2 separate regions of the Homo sapiens genome follow, and region 1 is linked to region 2. A link is an interaction called in ENCODE POLR2A ChIA-PET data of the cell type or tissue named here. Cell type or tissue: GM12878. All regions are shown on one strand. Each heading gives the region's core, and the rest is flanking DNA. Links, peaks and the distances in the headings are about the cores only.

Evidence for each region. Peaks named below come from ENCODE experiments on the same cell type or tissue, not always from the same donor. Only the 100,000 strongest peaks of a DNase experiment are listed, where the experiment ranks them.
Region 1: POLR2A ChIA-PET joins it to region 2 with 6 read pairs; 1 of 35 experiments calls an interaction of 5 or more read pairs at or near these places.

Annotation. Positions count from the first base shown.
Region 1 is chr9:123,995,300-124,000,664 of GRCh38, reverse strand. It overlaps LOC105376267 (a long non-coding RNA gene), which reads left to right and starts at 1,278. Exons shown (of 3, transcript XR_930333.4): 1 at 1,278-1,517; 2 at 1,946-2,017; 3 at 3,546-4,557. RefSeq lists silencers at 370-439, 630-789 and enhancers at 1,833-2,587, 2,667-2,776. In GM12878, for the core only: no CTCF peak of the experiment used is centred there; DNase peaks (open chromatin) are centred at 2,654 and 3,824; H3K4me3 peaks cover 2,133 bases; H3K27ac peaks cover 2,132 bases.
Region 2 is chr9:124,194,807-124,200,171 of GRCh38, reverse strand. No RefSeq gene overlaps it. Among named protein-coding and RNA genes, the nearest start is that of NEK6, 60 kb to the left of the region's middle. In GM12878, for the core only: a CTCF peak has its summit at 2,554; DNase peaks (open chromatin) are centred at 2,481 and 2,601; H3K4me3 peaks cover 1,231 bases; H3K27ac peaks cover 3,257 bases.

The DNA.
Region 1 (5,365 bases), core at 134-5,133, 200 kb after region 2:
GGGGAAGAGGAATGGGAAAAGACTCCTGCTTGAGAAGAAGGGTGGCAAAGAGGTGATTCCTCAAAAGAGACACTGGAAAATAATGTCTATAAAATTTTAGGGATTCGGAGAGGATAGTGACAGAGGAAGAGAATTCCTTAAAAGAGAAAAAGATCTGGACAGAAGATCTCTGTACCTGAGCGTGAGACTCCCCCACGCTCCAGACAGAGCGGCAACTGCCAGCCACTTGCCACCAGGTCCTCCCTTTGACAAGCCCAACTCGCCCAAAGCCCTCCCGGCCCGACGGGGCCCTCCCGTGCTCCCGGCTCAGTGGCAGCGGCGGTTCCCGGTCCGGGTCCGCGGGTGCCTGCCGTGGCCCTCCCCGCACCACGCGCAGCCCTCCAGGCCCCCGGGGCGCGCCGAGGCGCTTCCTTACCTTGGTGAGTCCTCCGCAGCGGGTGTGGCCGGCTCTGCGGGCGGCCCCGGGCCAGGGCCGGGGGGCGGGGGGCGGGGGTGCCGGGCTAGGGGGGAGCGGCAGGGTGAGGGCTGGGGGCGCGGGCACGGTGCCCAGCGGGGGTGAGGGGGCCGTTGGCAGCCCCAGGGCCCTCGGGCGGGCCGGGCCGAGCCGGAGGAGGTGCGCGGCGCGCGGGGCCGGGGAGGGGCGCCGGGGCCCGGGCCGGAGGGCGGAGGGCTCCCTCCTGAGGCGGGCGGGGTGCTCCAGCCTGCGGGGCCGGCCCGGAGCCGGGCTAGGCGCGCGGGAGGGAGGCCCGGCGCCCGGGGAGCCGAGGACTGGGCGCGCGGATCAGAGGGGCCGTTTTTCTTGCCTCGGCTGACAAATCAATCAGGGCCAGCCGGGCGCCGGGAGCGGCCACCCGGGCTGCGGCGCGCGGCTCCCCGCTCGCCCCGCGTTGCCAGCTGCCGGCCGCCTGGAGTGGGCGCGGGCCGCGGCGCGGGCTGGCTGCGGTCATTAGGCTGCGGGCGCGTGCGGCCGGGGGCGGGGGCGGGGGCGGCGGCGAGCGCCGGGAGGGGGCGGCGCGGCGTCCCCCGCGTCCCCCGCGTCCCCGGCCTCCCCACCCCGCCCGCCGCCGTCCCGCGCCCGCTAGCGCTCGGCGTCCCCCGCCCCCCGCTCCGTGGCTGTCACCGGCCGGTCCCCCCGGCCGTCCCCGCCCGCCTCCCCCTGTCTCTTTCCATCTCCCGGTCTCCGCGGCGTTTCTCTGCCTCCTTCCTCGCCTCTCCCGGCCTCTCTGGCTGTCCCCGGCTCTCTTCCTCACTGCCTCTCTCTTTTTCTCTTACCCCTCTCTCCTCGGCTGCTCTCACCACTTCCTCCCTCCCTCTCCGGCTTCCTTCTACCTCCCCTCACTCTCCCCCCTTTCTCGCCTTGCTCAGGGGGACTCGCTATCTCTTTCTCTGTCTCTCCTTGGAACAGCGGCCCCCAAAATGCAACTGAAGCCATTTCCCTGCTCTGAGACCTCGGACAAGTCACTCCCCGCCAGGGCTGCAGTTTCCTGTCTCTAAAAGGAGTTGATGAGCAGCTCTAGGTGGGGTGGCGATGGGGGACGCAGGAGGTGCCCCGTGCCTGTGGTCCCCTGTTGAAGTTCACGCCTCCTCAAATGCAGCGGCCACCCAGCGCTCGCTGGGTGCCATGTGTGCCCCACAAAACACCTTTCCTCAGCCTCGAGGACAAGTACCAGAGGCCAGTTCCGCGGGAAAAGTTAATGGTGGTTTCCTCCAGGGTCCCTAAAGCCCCTCCTGAAAAGTGACTGTGGTTCCCCTCCCCCTGTCCTCAGGTTTTGAGTGGGCACAACCTAAGCTGGATCTGATAGGCCCTGTCACCTGCTGGTTCCTCCCTGGTTGACACCAAGCAGAGGGGCAATGCTCTCTCGCTGTCCTTAGACCCAAGCAGGAGAAAAATCTACCCTCCCTCCTTCCCTCCCCATTCCCCATCACACCATGATTGGCTTTTAAGCTTCAGGGATGTTTCCCGGACCGAGTGTGGCTTCAGAGTCAGAGAGATGTGAGTTCAAGACCACTTGCTTAGGTAAGTCACACTGCTCCAAGTTTCAGTTTCTTCATCTGTGAAATGGGAGCAATAACCACCTCTTTTTCAGGATTGCCATTGAGATCATTCGTGGAATCCATAAAGTGCCCAGCCCACAGGTTATTTATTCTGTCCAGCTTTTATTCAAGCTTTTTGCTTAGCACTGAGGAAACAGCAATTCACGAGGCAGGCATGGTCTCTGCCTTCATGCAACTTGCATTCTAGGAGGCAGACAGACTGTGGACAGCAATTACAGAATTTCATGACAGTTATACAAGTGCCATGGAACATATAGAGTACGATAAGACCAGATATCCAGGGAAACTGACCTGGTCTGGGGCTCAGGAAGGCCTTTCCCAAAGTGTGATGACATCGAAGCTGAGACCTGAAGTCAATTGGGGCACCAGGATTGCAGTTGGTAGGAAGTGGGCAGGGGGTGCTAAAAGAGGTGGTGGAGGGAGAGCGTTCCTGGCACGAGGGAGCAAGGCCAGCGCGAAAGCCGGAGTGGCCGGTGTGGGGTGGGGAGCGGGATGAGGCTGCAGAGGTGGGCGGGGCCAGGCGTGGGCAGGCAGTGTCTTGTAGGCTGTGCTGGGAAGTCCCGGCCTCAGCGCACAGAAACTGCTCTCATGAACCCTCAACCACATGAGTCCCGATTTCCCCTTTTCTGAGCTGGAAGGAAGAAGCCAGGCCAGCATGCAGACTCATTCTTTGCCTTTGGTTATTCCTGGGGGCTGCCATCTCTTGTCCTCTCCTTTGCTATGTCCCAGCACTGTGCACCCAAAGATGTCATTGCCTACTATGACAGCCATGCCCCCACCCGAGGGCCTCCCTGGCAGCACACACTCAGGCTTGGTTTCTGTTTGTGCCCTTAAAGTCAGGCCCACAGGAGGCATCGTCCTTGGCCACTGATCCCCTGTTGTGTGCCAGGCCCTGTGCTGGGCATGGCCCCTGTCCTCACAAAGCACTCCTTTTTCTGGGAAGACACTTTTGAGCACACAGGGATGCAATGACCATGATGAAGGAGTCTCATGGGGGACCTGAGGCATGGGGCTGGAAGCTCTTTGAGGGCAGGTCCATCGTGTGTTTTCTCACCTCGCATCATCATCAGGGTGTGGCACTGTGCCTGGCACCAAGGCAGACACTCAGAAACACGTATTTGGAGGATGAAAAAGAAAAGTGGAGTTTAAACATAGAAGGATGAAGGCTCAGTAGGAGCTCAGAGAGCCACAAGAAAGGGGGAGGAGACCTGCCTCTGAAGCTCTGTAAGGAGGAGGCAAAGGGCTCTGTAGTGGGAGGGAGCTGATGCTTCTGGGGCTCCTCCTCCTGGGGCCAGGCAGGTGCTGGGCACTTTTGTGCAGTTCCCTGGGCCAACCTCCACAGCGCCCCGCCTCGAGGGCACCATTGGCCCCACTTTTCTGTTAAAGCGCTAGGGTCCAGAGGGGTTGCGTCACAGGCTTGAGGTCACACAGCCAGTAAGAGCCTGCGCCCGGATTTGAACCCTGGTCCGCCTGCTCCTCTTTACTAAAAGGAGGAAGCAAAAGAGGAGGAGAAGGCAGAGGAAGGCGACGACTGAGAACAAAAGAAGAGCAGTGGCAAAGGAGTGAGCTCCATGAGTAATTTTTCAACTTAAAAACAATTCCCATTTCCCAGCCCTGCGGAGGCAGGCGCAGCGGATCTGAGGCGAGGCCGGCCCTCTGACTCGCAGGAGCCTGCCAAGGGGCCCCGGCAAGCTGCTTCAAAGTCGGCCTCTTCAGCACAGGCGCTTTTAAACTTCACACGGGAAACTTTCCAGGGCTGACTTTTTGCACTTTGTTTCCAAATCAAGAGATGGGGAAGTCCCTCTCAGCCCAGCGGGGAGGCGATCACACTGCGAGACTTGCCCTAGGGTTTTTGGCTTGGCACTGAGCTCCTCAATAGGGCAAATGGGCTGATCCCCAGATGTAGGGGTGTGGGGCCCTGTCCCCTGCCCGAAATGGGTTCCCAGGAAGAATTCAGGGTGTGGGCTTGGCAGCCAGTGCCCCCCTACCCCCCCTCCGTCCCCAGGGTCCCCAGGGGGGATAAGGCCTCTCTTCCTGTATCCTCCCAAGTCTGTTTCTACCTGGGTTCCAGGTGGCTTTTGTGGACAAGATGCGACCACCTCATGAGGATCAAGATGTACTCCTTGCTCTTCTCTGCACAGCAGTCTCAAAACTAGGCTACACCGTCTGTCTCCTCTGGTCACCATTTTGAGAGGCAGCAAGGGTCTTCCTAACCCTCAGCTCCCTCTGATTTTTGGAATTCAGATTTGGATTTTGGATGTACATCAAGAGGCTGGCTCCACGCATTTTAATTAAGTTGTCTTTTTTCATTTATTACTAATACACTCCTCTTAACTATGATTTATTGGTTAAACAAAGCACCATAAGCCGTCACTTATTCATCTTAATTTCAACAAAATTAAAGTAGTCGCTGTTAGATTGCACCTAATTGCACTTGCAATGAAAAGAACGGAGATGTTAATCAAAATAAATTGAAGATAAACAATAAAATCATTACATCTTTGCGGTGGTAAGTGTAACTAATCAGTTTTGACTCGAAGTGACCGAGCAGGAATAATGAATGTGTCACCGAAGGCACGCTCATTAAGGGAGGCTGCCGGGACCTGGTCCTCAGGGCAGCAAACAGCCACCCTGCCCATGTGGCTCTGAGGGTTCCTGCCTCCTGGGCTGGGCAGAGGGACCCCAAGGAGTAAAGTGATTCAGGAGGAGGCTCAGAGAATGGAAGCGAGTCATGGATGGGGGTCTCTGAGGCTGCCCTGCTACAAAGGGGTCCTCTCACTCTGATGGGAAAGAGGTCCCAGGCTCGTTACTGGACAGCCCAGGAAACCAAGGATGGGGTGAAGGCAGCTGGAAGACAGACAGACAGCCCGATATCCAGGGAATATAAACAGGCAGATGCACTGCAGGGTCACAGTAGAGAAGAGTCAAGCATTAAGAGACAAGGAGAGCTGGGTGCGGTGGCTCACGCCTGTAATCCCAGCACTTAGGGAGGCTGAGGCTGGTAGATAACCTGAGGTCAGGAGTTCAAGACCAGCCTGGCTAACATGGTGAAACGCTGTCTTTATTAAAAATACAAAAGAATTAGGCAGGCATGGTGGCGCACACCTGTAGTCCCAGCTACTCAGGAGGCTGAGGCAGGAGAATTGCTTGAACCTAGGAGACAGAGGTTGCAATGAGCCGAGATTGGTACCACTGCACTCTAGCCTGGGCAACAAAGTGAGACTCCATCTCAAAAAAAAAAAAAGAGAGAGAGAAGGAGAGTTGGGCACAGTGGCTCATGCCTATAATCCCAGCACTTTGGGAGGCCAAG
Region 2 (5,365 bases), core at 299-5,298:
CCAATGTATTTATTCTGGGAACCAGGCTGAAGGGATGCTACAGCTGGGATGAATTCTTCTCATGGCAGGTCTCAGGAGTGCGAGGGTCTCAGTCAACTCACATGAGCACATGTAAGGCCTTGGATGACCAGTCATGGTTGCTCATGCCTTTAATCCCAGCACTTTGGGAGGCCTAGGCAAGTGTATTGCTTAAGCCCAAGAGTCTGGGACCAGCCTGGGCAACATAGTGAGACCCCCGTCTCTACAAAAAATTTAAAAATTTGCTGGGCATGGTGGTGGGCACCTGTATTCCCGGCTACTTGGGAGGCTGAGGCAGGAGGATCACTTGAGCCTAGGAGTTTGAGGCTACAGTGAACTATCATTGTCCCACTGCACACCAGCCAGGGCAACAGACAAAGTCCCTTTCTCAAAAAAGCAAAAAAAAAAAAAAAAAAAAAAATAAGAACTTGACTCACATTCCAATTGCTGATGAGAGTCACATGACCAAGCCCAGCACACCATTCAGGATGTATACTCACCCAGGGCAGGTGGAGGCCTGTGAATATTTATGGACCAGTACCCCAACCTATCATACAGCCATGGACATAACTGACCCAGGAACAGCCCTGCTGGCCTTCAGTTTTCCCCTCTGTGAGACAGGAGTGTCTACCAGTCGAGTTAGAGTTTTTCTATTTGTAGCCGAGATGGAAGCTGGGTCGTGGGGTGGCGTGGGTGGCTGCAGGGCCTCCTAGGGGAAATGTACCATGAGAAAATATGGATTCTGGAGTAAGCAATAGGGCCTGAACAAAAAGGAGAGTTCCAGACTTGAGGTGGTGGCTGGGACTTGAACCCCCAACCCCATCCTCCTGCCGAGGTGTGTGCTGCACCCAAGGGAAAAGCTAGCTCTAGGTTTTTGAACTTAGAAAGCAGCTTCATCAACTTCTGCATTGGGGCTTAAGCACCTCCAGGTAGAGACCTCCTGAGTGAGCATAAAGCTTTCCATCACAGACCCAGGAGCTGCCCAGGTCTTAGGGGCTGGAGCTGTCAGGAAGGGTCTGGCGCTGGGTCAAGGCACAGGAAAGGTCTGTGTGGAACAGAGGCTGGTGCAGCAAAGGCTCAGGGGCCAGGGCCTGGGTGCGGTGGCTCATGCCTGTAATCCCAGTACTTTGGGAGGCCAAGGCAGGTGGGTCACCAGGAGTTCAAGACCAGCCTGGCCAACGTGGTGAAACCCCAGCTCTACTAAAAATACAAAAATTAGCTGGGTGTGGTGGTGGGCAAGTGTAATCCCAGTTACTTGGAGGCTGACCTGGGAGAAACGCTTGAACCTGGGAGGCAGTGGTTGCAGTGAGCCGAGATCATGCCACTGCACTCCAGCCTGGGCAACAGAGCAAGACTCTGTCTCAAAAAGAAAACAAAAAGCAAAAAACATGCTCAGAGGCCAGCCCAGCTGAGGTGCCCTGGTCAGATTCATAGGTCCATGGAAGACTCCATTTGGGAACAACCCGAACTCTCTTGTTGGGGCAGAAGGTGGGAGATTTGTGGTAGACTAGGGTTCTGGGACAAGGAGGTGGGCCTTGGGGCTGGGTGCTGGATGTGCCTCTCCACGTGATCTTCTTGCACCCAAAGGACATGGTGAGGCCTGTTCAGCCTTATGTCATGGCCTGAGGTTCCCAAGTTCAACACCCACATCTTCCATAGATACAGAAGTCCCCAGTGGTCAGCCTCCAGTAAGAAGAGAGTAGGCAGCGGGGAACGCTGGCTTAATAAATAAGAAAATAACAAAAATAAGAAGAAACGGGCCAGGTGTGGTGTCTCATTCCTGTAATCCCAGCAATTTGGGAGGCTGAGGTGGGCAGGTGACTTGAGGTCGGGAGTTTGAGACCAGCCTTGCCAACATGGTGAAACCCCGTCTACCAAAAACACAAAAATTAGCCAGGTGTGGTGGTGCATGCCTGTAGTCCCAGCTACTTGAGAGACTGAGGCAGGAGAATCACTTGAACCTGGGAGGTGGAGGTTGTAGTGAGCCGAGATCACGCCACTGCACTCCAGCCTGGGCGACACAGCGAGACACCGTCTCAAATTAAAAAAAAAAAAAAAAAAGAAATGACATCAACAGTTGCATCTGTCCATAGTGTGTAGCGCAGCATTCAAGGAGATCCCTGAGGCATCTGGGGTGTCTGATATCCTATAGGCACCAAGGCTTCCTTAATGCTGCCCCCACCTGATTTTAGAGTGGGGACCGCAGAACAATGTCTGGTCCACAAAGAGCTCAGCCAGGCTGACCACGGAGGCTCAGTGGACTGAGAAGATGGTCAGAATGTGTGGTTTCAACAGCTAAACCCAGACACCCTGGTGTGCGTTTCTCAAATTAGCGATATGTGGGTGGTGGTAGAGGGCAGTAGATCTCACTGGTTGTAACCACAAGCATCCTGGGGCCGTACTGGCAGTGGGGGAAGATGGTGGAGGTAGGGGAAGAAGGGAGGAGTGGGGCAGGTAGGCGAGGACCACGGGAACTGTAGGACTTTAGGGAATTCAGATGTGTCATAGTCACTGTGGCCAGCAAGGCCTTGGGTCCTCTGCCCACACAACTTCATGTCGTCTTGCAACCACCCCACTGGGAGGGGCTGTTACTATCATTTCACAAATGAGGAAGCAGAGACTCAGAGACGGGAAGTACCATGTGCAGATATGAAGGGAATGGAGCTCAGCTAGCAGTCTACGTGACCGTGGCCAAGGGGCCAAGAGGACCAAAGCTCAATTCAGGTCAAAACCCGTCTCTGAGAGGGTCCAACTGGGCAGGCAGGTGTGGTGGGCATCTGTGCTCCTGGCCAGCCCTCCAGCTCCCTTCTCTTGTATCCTCCTCTCCCCTAGGTGGAACCTCAGGGGCCATATTTGTACCTCTCTGCTCCCCTAGCGACAGCTGATTAGACCAGAGGTGCAGGCTGATTTGAGCTGAGCCAATCAGCTTCTTTCTCCTGTGACTTTGGCTTTGAGAATCAGGGATACTGGGTTGCCTTCCTGGCTGGTTATTTGAAAGGAGGCATAAAGCTGGGCTGGACTGGCTGTGTTTGGCCACTTGCTCATAGAATGGCAGAGAGAAGACTCAATCATGGAAAGGTTGAAATGCAGTTATGGGAGGGAGAGACAGAGACAGGCAGAGACAAGATAGAAAGAGGCAGTCATGCAGGAGAGATACTGAGACAAGGCGGGGAGCGGGAGAGGGAGAGAGAAAGGAAGGAAAATAAGAAGGAAGACTGAGATAAAGAGAGAGATAGTCACAAGGAGCCTAAGACACTACCTCCAGATCTCCTGACAACTTTCTGGGTCCCTACTCCTGCCTTCCTGAAGCTGCTCCATGTCCAGCCTTGGATCTCTGGGACCCTCCTGTTTTAATAAATTCCCTTCTCTTCTTGGGCTGTTTTGAAGAAGCTTTCTTTCTTTTATTTTTTTTACTTGCAATTAAACCCCCTGACCTCATTGCATTCAATCTGTACATTGTTTTGGGAGTACAGATATTAATAATATTAATTCTTCTCATCCATGAGCATGAAATAGCTTTCCACTAATTTAGATCTTCAATTTCTTTATCAATGTTTTCTAGTTTTCAGTATACAAATATTACACCTCCTTGGTTAAATTTATTCCTCAGTATTTTTTTAATGCCTTTGTAGATAAGATTGCTTTCTTGATTTGTTTTTCACCTAGGCTGTTGTTTTTGTGTAGATCTGCTATTGACTTTTGTGTGTTGATTTTGCATCCTATGACTTCGCTGAATTTATTTATTAGATATAACAGGGTTTTTTTGTGTGGAATCTTTGGGATTTTCTGTATATAGAATCATGTCATCTGCAAATAGAGATCATTTTACTTCTTCCTTTCTGATTTAGATGACTTTTATTTCTTTTTCTTGTCTGATTGCTCTTGCTCATACTTCCAGTACCATGTTGAATAGAAGTGGAGAGAGTGGGCATCCTTGCCTTGTTCTAGATTTCAGTAGGAAAGTTTTTGATTGTTCCCCATTAATTATGGTGTTAGCTGTGGTTTTTTCATAAATGGCCTCTATTATGTCAAGAAACTTTCTTTCTATGCCAAAACTGTTAAGAGTTTTTATCCAGAAAGGATGCTGAACTTGGTCAAGTGCTTTTTCTGTTTCAACTGAGATGATTGTGTGGTTTTTATCTTTCATTCTGTTAATGTAACGTACCACATTGATTGATTTGTGCACATTAAACCAGTCTTGCCTGTCAGAAATAGACCCTACTTGGTTATGACATGTAGTCTTTTTTGTGTGTTCTTGATTTTGGCTTGCTTATATTTTATTAGGATTTTTACATCGATGTTCATTATAGAGATTGGCCTGTAGCTTCATTTTTTTGTGTGGTATCTTTGTCTGGCTTAGGTATTAAGGTGATTCTGGCCTCATAACAAGTGTTTGGAAATATTTCCTCTAGCTCTATTTTTTTGGTAGAGTTTAAGAAGAACTGATAATAATTCTTCGAATGGCTGGCCGAATTCAGCTATGAAGCCATCTGGTCCTAGGCTTTTCTTGGTTGGAAGATTTTAAATTACTTTTTTGATACAGTTTGGATGTTGTCCCCACCCAAATCTCATATTGAAATGTAATCCCCAGTGTTGGAGGTGTGGCCCGGTGGGAGGTGATGGGATCATGAGGGCGGATTTCTCATGAATGGCTTAGTACCATCCCCTTGGTGCTGCCCTCACCATAGTGAGTGAGCTCTCCTGAGATCTTATCATTTTAAACTCTGTGGCACCTCCCCCTCTCTCTCTTGCTCCCGCTCCCACCATGTGAGAGGCCTGGCTCCCCCTTCACCTTCCGCATAATTGTAAGTTTCCTGAGGCCTCCCCAGAAGCAGATGCCAATATTATGCTTCCTGTATGGCCTGCAGAACCATGAGCCAACGGAACCTCTTTTCTTACAAATTACCCAGTCTCAGATATTTCTTCACAGCAATGTGAAAATGGCTTAATACACTTGTTCAATCCCTTTGTTATTAGTGTGTTCAAGCATTCTATTTCCTCCAATTCAATCTTGGTAGGTTACATTTTTCTAGGAATTTATCCGTTTCCTCTAGGTTATCCAAAATGTCCATACCCAAAGCAATGTACAGGTTTAATGCAATGTCTATCATAATTCCAATGGCATTTTCACAGAAATAGAAGAAACAATTTTAAAATTCAGGTGGAACCACAAAAAAACCCTGAATAGACAAAGAAATACTGAGAAAGAAACATAAAGAGACATCGTACTTCCTGATTTTTTTTTTTTTTTTTGAGATGGAGTTTTGCTCTTGTTTGTTGCCCAGGCTGGAGTGCAGTAGCACAATCTTGGCTCACTGCAACCTCTGCCTCCCAGGTTCAAGAGATT